Linked DNA regions of Homo sapiens: regions 2 and 3 are each linked to region 1. A link is an interaction called in ENCODE POLR2A ChIA-PET data of the cell type or tissue named here. Cell type or tissue: GM12878. All regions are shown on one strand. Region 1 overlaps FAM3C (FAM3 metabolism regulating signaling molecule C). Region 2 has its middle 110 kb from the start of PTPRZ1. Region 3 overlaps CPED1 (cadherin like and PC-esterase domain containing 1).

Evidence for each region. ChIA-PET counts read pairs that join two places held together with the same protein. Peaks named below come from ENCODE experiments on the same cell type or tissue, not always from the same donor. Only the 100,000 strongest peaks of a DNase experiment are listed, where the experiment ranks them.
Region 2: POLR2A ChIA-PET joins it to region 1 with 8 read pairs; 2 of 35 experiments call an interaction of 5 or more read pairs at or near these places.
Region 3: POLR2A ChIA-PET joins it to region 1 with 6 read pairs; 1 of 35 experiments calls an interaction of 5 or more read pairs at or near these places.

The regions. Positions count from the first base shown.
Region 1 is chr7:121,381,991-121,384,490 of GRCh38, reverse strand. FAM3C (FAM3 metabolism regulating signaling molecule C) reads left to right here. Exons shown (of 10, transcript NM_014888.3): 2 at 1,481-1,534. The coding sequence starts at 1,522. Among named protein-coding and RNA genes, the nearest start is that of FAM3C, 13 kb to the left of the region's middle. In GM12878, no CTCF peak of the experiment used is centred here; no DNase peak of the experiment used is centred here; H3K4me3 peaks cover 176 bases; H3K27ac peaks cover 2,064 bases.
Region 2 is chr7:121,765,743-121,768,242 of GRCh38, reverse strand. No RefSeq gene overlaps it. Among named protein-coding and RNA genes, the nearest start is that of PTPRZ1, 110 kb to the left of the region's middle. In GM12878, no CTCF peak of the experiment used is centred here; no DNase peak of the experiment used is centred here.
Region 3 is chr7:121,277,811-121,280,310 of GRCh38, reverse strand. The region is part of intron 22 of CPED1 (cadherin like and PC-esterase domain containing 1); the gene reads right to left. Among named protein-coding and RNA genes, the nearest start is that of WNT16, 50 kb to the left of the region's middle. In GM12878, no CTCF peak of the experiment used is centred here; a DNase peak (open chromatin) is centred at 1,390; H3K27ac peaks cover 1,593 bases.

The sequences.
Region 1 (2,500 bases):
GTGAAGTTATTTTGGAAAATTAGCTGGCAGGAAAAGCATGTATATGTTATGAAAGCTGAGTTCAGTTTTGCCAGAAGCCAACAGAGGATTTATAACCAGTTGGGGTTTTCATTTAAAAAGCGGAGGTTTTTTTCTGCTTTTATGTGATGGTTTGTGGATACTTCAGTATCTTGTTTCCTTTTAGTATTTTCCTAGCCTGTGGCTAGGTAGTTGAAATAGATATATAACATTGACTTTTTCTATTACGTGGAAGCTGTTCAGATAATTAACAAAGGAAATCAATGACACACAACTCAGTTTAAGTGTTGTTTTTTCTTTAGGGTATGTTGTGCAGAAGAAAGAGAGCTAGCCTAAGAGCATTGGACTTTTGGGAGCTGTCCAGACTCCCCCGCCCCCCAGAACCCTGCTGAAGCCCACCTGCCTAGTCCAGTGAATAAAAAAAGTGCATGTCTCACTTCTTTTCAGTGTCCTTCAGAGATGTGCCATTATTACTATTTTCTTGACACATTCTGTGAATTACTAGATCAGGCAACAATATTGAAACATAAATATCAAAATACAATCTAAAATAGATATGTACTGCTGGCAAATGGGATTCATCCATCAAAATTTCCTTTTGAATTCCATTCCTTTACAATAGGTTGAGTTGACTGTGGAAGCTCTCCAGCTAAACTTGAATGTGGCTTTCTTATTAAACTTACTTATTTTTTCATTTTCTTTTCAAAATGTCACCTATTTTGAGTTATTTCTTAGGAGGAAAACACCCATGCACATACAGATTTTTTTCCAGCATCTGTTTCCTGTTGATCTTACAGTAATATCAAAGAACAGTTGATCCATTTGATGTATTAACATTACTCTGTCAATCATGATAATTGCTGGGATATTTAAAATTGCAGTTCTGTACTTCTTAACATATTATTTTACAAACTTAAATCGAAAAACATGAAGAGGTCCCTGGTATTGAAATCGGAAGCCCTTGCTGTAAATGCTTATGGTAGTGGCACTTGAATTATGTCATATCAAAAATGAAGTGGCATCATGTACTGGAGTGAGCCAGCTGACCTCAATTCCAGCCCCATGTCTACAAATAATTTGTTCCACAACTAGATAAGCAGCTTAACCTCTTTGGACATCATCTGCAAACTGAAGGTTTGGAGCTAAATATCAAAAGTTTCTTATAGATGCATAATCCATGAGAATAAGAAGGCATTCTCTTCTATTCACAAGCTTGATAACACACTTTTACTCTTTGGTCATTCAGTTAGCTGAAGACACAGCAGGGTAAGACAGACCCTCCTTGAGGTCTTATGGTCCAGTGGAAGACAGGCCCATTTTTTTTTTTTTTAATGCCAATGTTGGCATAATACTTAGAAATGTCATAAAATTTACTAGTTTATATGCCCCATTTCAAACTCAATCTAAGGAGGAATGTTTGCTCTAGAGCTAATGATATTTGCTTTTTGTTTTGATTTTTTAGGAGCATATTAATGAAAAGTGCCATAAACTGAAAAACCAAACATGAGGGTAGCAGGTAAGATATTTAATTTAGTAGAAGTAATTGTACTTTTTGTGTAACCTGTTTGTTAAAGAATAACTAAAGGAGAGGTTAAATAATCTTTATATTGAGAAGGTTAAACTGAAATAAACTAAATCATTCAGCCCTTTGTTTTTAGGTAGTTGGCAAATCACAAATTGGACATTTAGTCAGTATCACATAAATTTTTTTTTTTGTTCAAGTCTTTTGTTGAAATTACACATTGAGCTTCTTAAATCTGAAGATCTGAAATGCTCCAAAATCTAAAACTTTATGAGCAGCAACACATGATGCTCAAAGGAAATGCTCATTTGAGTATTTAGGTTTCAGATTTTCAGATTTGGGAAGTTCAGCTGGTAAGTATGATGCAAATATTCTAAAATCTGAAAAAAAAAAAAAAAAAACCTAAAGACTGTATATAATGCCCATATAAAGAATGGTTTGACAACCTAGGGAGGCTGATTTTTGTTTTTGCTATGTTCTAGCGTCTTGAGAAAAATGAGTTATAAAGTTTTAAAGTTTAAATGTCTCATATGTATGTACTTAAATTAAGATGTGTGTGAAGGATTCGATAAAATATGTGTTTTTGCTCAGTATTTGTTCAAGTTTAATCTGCATAGGTGAGTTTATGTGTAAGAACTTTAATCTGTTTATTAAGCAGCATATTGAGAAAATTGAAAAACACCATTAGATGTTCATAATATTAAGGTAGTTATATTTAAATATTCTAAAAAGACACGTTTATAAATAACTGGAGGGGCTGATGACCTCTTCCTGTGTAGTAAAAATAAGTCTGTTTTTCCCCACCCTTCCCATCAACCAAAGCCCTAGAAGAAATGCATACTTTACATGGAAATTTCTACTAAGCGTGTGCCCAACATAGGTAACTTGTAATTTCTCAAAATCAAGATAATTAGTCTTTTTCTTAATTGTCATCTCAGCAGCAAACCAATTATTTTCCTA
Region 2 (2,500 bases), 380 kb before region 1:
TTTTGATATCCTTCCAAAAATCTGCAATCTATGACTACAGCCAAATTTACTGTAAAGGTATTTTGCTATTTCTAGAAAGGCAAAATCTAGCTTTTCTTCTTAGATGTAACAGATACTCAGCAAAAATTTTTTGGATATTGATTATGTTCCTGATACTAAGAATTTAAGCTGAATAGAATGTTCCTTTTCTGTAAACAGCTCTCAATGTAATGGGCTTTCAAGACAGAGTTTACTTAAAATCTTTTTCTCCCTCAGAACCTTCATTTGAGGCATTGGAATTATCAACTTATTGTATGCAAATGCACATGCTAAGTTTGTTTTCAATTAACGACTTGTAATTTGTTGGCTGTTTGGTCTATGCTAGCTTATTCTTGAAATGAATGACCAAGCTTTTTCTATGTTTTAAATGGCTCAGCACATATAATCTTATACAACTTAAAGCATCGTGAAAATGGCCAATATACAGAAATTTAAAATTCTTGAAAATTTTTCTGTTGTATTCTTTTTATCTTAGCCATAGTACTTCTGGAGATTCTTCTTTGTGGGACATTAAATGATAAGTGGCTCTTTGATCATCTAAACTTTTTAAAATCATCATCATACTGGTGTTTGAGAAAGAGAAGGAAAACCTTGACTTTTCTGTGCTTTTGAAATCTTTACTAAAAATACCGTTGGTGTGCAGAAAAACAGGTTCAATGTCAAATATACAGGCCAGAGATTTTGTCCTTGCTTGGCCTCTTGTGAGTCCTGGAGGGAACGCTGCAGTGGGGGCTAGTTGTGGGCAGAATAAAGGTGGTTTCTGGAAATATGGATTCCTGCCAGAGTGAGTGCTGCTTAGGTCTGTACAACGGACACTTGGTCATGTGTACGCTAAACTTCTTTGTGCCTGAGAATCTCTCTCCTGCAGCTTCCAGATGCAGGGATTGGTGAGTCTGGCATCTTTCCCTCACGTGACTTCAAGAAATGTCTGGATTTAAAATATTGCACTTCATTTATAACTGTTATATTAGAAACCTAAGTTTATTTTCATTTCCCTTTTGACATAAGGATAGCCATAAAAAATAAGTAGCATGAAAAATTATGTGGAACTATCACAGTTTGTAACTTCCATTAAAATACATAAAATTTGAGAATCACAAATTATGCCATGAAATAATATTTGAGAAGAAAATGACTGTTCACAGCAGGGTGCTAACCTCTGCGAGAAGACTTTGTTAGTTTCAGCAAAGTCACTGAATTATAACCAATTTACAAAAAAAAAAAAAAACAAAACAAACAAACAAATAAACTCAATCTTTTTCTGGTCTCCTTCAAAACAACCCATTCTTGCTTGGCTGTAAAACCTGAGAATGGACCCAAAAATGCTGACTAGACTATAACTGGTTTTACTTATTTTCTTAGCTTGTTATATACTCTTCTCTCCATCACTAATAGGTAAAATATTATTTCCTGGTTGTTTTGAACTTGAGTTTGAATGTACTTTTATGTGAACTATATTAAGAAGTAATTTTAATTAGAAAGTGAAAGTGGTAGATTTGAGAGAGAATAGGATTTAAAGCCCAGCAACAGTTTCCAATCCTACAATCCTTCAATCCTTCCTACTCCATTTGCTGCCTGTGTGACCGTAAACACATTTTTCTGAATATCCATGATATTCTTTTGAAAATAAGAATGATAGTAATTCTTCTGTCCACACAGAATTAATGGATGGATCAAAGGACAATGTATATGAATGCTTTTAGTAACCACATGAAAGTTATTGCTAATAATGACTGGAAAAGAATTCTTTAAGACTATATTTATTCAGAATTGAAATTTGAAATGGAGTCTACATTTAACTGTACATTAACTATCAAGAAAATGATAAGAAAAAAGGAAATTAATGAATGTGATGACATAATTTCAAAGTAAAGGTTTTAGCTAGAAAAATAATATTTTAAGGACTTCATCATATAGTTACTATTTATATGTAATACTACAGAATCTAAATAAGTCTCTAAATCTTAACAAACCTATTTGCATATATTTTGATTCATCAGTTTTTGGCAGAAGGAATCTAAATAAGAATGGAAGACAGCTTGGTTTAAGACATTAAAAACTTGTTCATTTGCTTGCTTCTTTGTGGTTTGTTAATTTAGCTTTTGGCCATTTGGTTCATTGTTCTCTGACGTTATTAAAAAGATTCAAGAAAGAGAAAAAAAGTTAAATTTGAAATGGTGTCATTTGGGCTAAAATAATAATGAATTAAAAGCAAATAATGTAAAAATAGTCTAAATATTTCAGTTTTGTCTGTAAAAATGATTAGTTCTTCTAAACATTCCATTAACTCAGCGTTTCATGATTGTAGTTCCTGAAATATTGAATGAGAACTGCCTGGAATATTCATTTAAAATGTACGGGGCTCAGAGTTTTGAATCAGAATTTCTGGAGGTGGTATTAAGATTACCAGCATCTGCAGTATAGACAAGTATGCCAAATGGGTCTTGGGCATATTAAACAT
Region 3 (2,500 bases), 100 kb after region 1:
GTTCCCCAGACACTAAATTCCCCTGTCTTAAACTCAATTTCCCAAGTGGCTGAATATCTATGTTGCTGAGTTTTTACACTATTGGAATGACCTGTACTAGTCTTAGCATAAGCTAATTCCTCTTTTGCTCTATTTAGATGTGCATCTTGGGTCTTGGAATCTATTGGACGTTAACACACAGGTATTTGTTTCTATCTAACGCTCTTGAACTTAAATATTTTATTTAAGATTAAGGCACTAAATGTTACACAATTTGTGTGGGGACTAACATTTCCAACTGATGACTTCACTGTATTAATTTGCTCAGCACCACTCTGGCCTTTTCAAAGAAGATCTTCCGGTGGGTCATTCAGTTTCATGTCAGAAGAGCTCTCCAGCCTCCTGTCTGAGGGACCCTCTGCCTGACTGTGGAATGCTAGGAGGTCTAGGGAAAAGTTCAGGGCTCCTCCCTTCACACGCCAACTTTACCTTCATCTTTCTGTTTTCAGCCTCTAGATTAATTTATTCTTTACTATACTTGTGTTTCTGAGTCCAGACTTTCTGCAGTTCCATTTTAAAAGATATTGTATGTGATGATATAGATTCCCAACTGTATGGGCTGGGGTAAGGAACTCAGGGGTCTACCAATTTTGCACATAGACTTCTAGCCAATTGTTTTCTGACCTGTGTCTCAGCCTTATCTTTTTCAGCATAGGATCTGAACAGCAAGTATGCCTCACTCACAGCTAGTATTTCTCTTCTCTCGGCACTTTCAGTTGTACCTTATTTTGCCTGCTAAGTCAAACTTCATAGAATGAATTCAAATGAATTCAGATTTCTTGTCTGTTATGAGTTATTCTGTTTTTTCTTTGTGGCGGGGGGTGGGGAGTGAGTGAGTAGCTTTATGTCTTTAAAGTATTTTTCTTGGGGTTTCAAGTGGAAGGGAAGATAAATGCTTGTGGTCAATCTGCCTCATTTAGTCTGTACTTCATGCATGATTTTTTAGACCTTATCCTTATGCCAATTTTCTCAAAGTGTGTTTAGTGGGGTGTTAATAGTTGTGATAAAAAAAATAAGGAAAAGTCATTCTGTGGTCAAAAATGCTGGGGAAAAACTGGGTCACACTAAGCTAACCAGCTTCTTTAGTGTAAGAACTTTTGGGATTATTTAATATACTAATATTATTATCTGAGAACCCATAAGGTGGAGGTGTATTCAGTATTTCTCAAAAAACAAAACCTGTTTTCACCAAATTAGAACATTAAACCTTAATGTAGGAAATGGTAATCAAAATAGTTCAAACTCTGGCTTAGCTTGGTTCTTAAAGGCTAGTAATAAACTCCCTGACATGGGGGTTTATTGCAAAGAACATGAAGGAGTTTATGAGTCAGCATCTCTTTTTTAGTCACACTGACATTCTAGGTTTCAGTATTGAAAAGGCTGGGTAGTATAGCTGCCTTATGGAGTCATAATAGTAGTTCAACATAAGTTACTTTCACTGTTTGTTGACCCTCCATTTAATTATCCTTCTTAAGAGAGAGACCTTGATTTAATTGGTGTTACAACCATTCAATATAGGGTACTCCCTTTGAAACAGGATTTTGTATCAAGTCATCTCAGAAAAGGCTGGGCTCCCTCATGACCAGTGAATTTATTCTCACTGGGCACTGATCTCTAATCTAATCAGCTAGTAGCAGAGGATAGAATTCACTTACAGATGATTGAATGAGCACTAATCATTTTACACAGAAAGAACTGTTTGAAACTACATTTCTAAAAAAGGAGTGTAGGAATCTGTGACTCATCTTCAGCACAGGGTCATTGAAAGATTTTTAAATGACAACACCGAATGTGAAGTATAGGAACATTCTCCTGGTGGGGGGTAAGAAGTACGGATTCAAGTAGTTGACACTGGAGGCTCTGAGATAAAAATATTGCAATAGCTGAGGGCAAAGAAATGATAGAGAAGGAGAGACCCTCCTCCCCACCTTGTTCATTTGCCACCCCACACACTATTTACCTGAATCCTCAACCTGCTCCTCAGGGGCCTTTCTCCAACTGTCCTTCTTTGTCCTGTATTTTTATTCTGTCTCTTGGTATTGATTATTTCCTCTCTGTTTAAAAACATGCCAAAGTCTTTCCTCCTTTAAATCCAATATTTTTACCCTTTTCTTATTTTTATTTGTTGAAAGCTATTATGAGCCCCCTTTCTCACTTCCTATACCTCTTCAACTATTCTAGTCTAATTCTTGCCCCGACATTTTACCAAAACCACTCTTAAGATGATCAGAAAGGACTCCCCTGCTTCATGCCAAAAACATTATTTTGGAATCCTCACCTTAATAGATCTATCTATTACATTTGACAACACTGACCCTGTCTCCATCTCTCCTTTTCACAAATGGTTACTCTGTGGCTTTCCATGGCTTCACCTTCTACTTGAGTTTTCCCGCTATTAGTTTATGCTCTAAGTTCAAATGCTCCTATTTCTCCAGACTTTGCTTAAATATTGGTGTTTCCA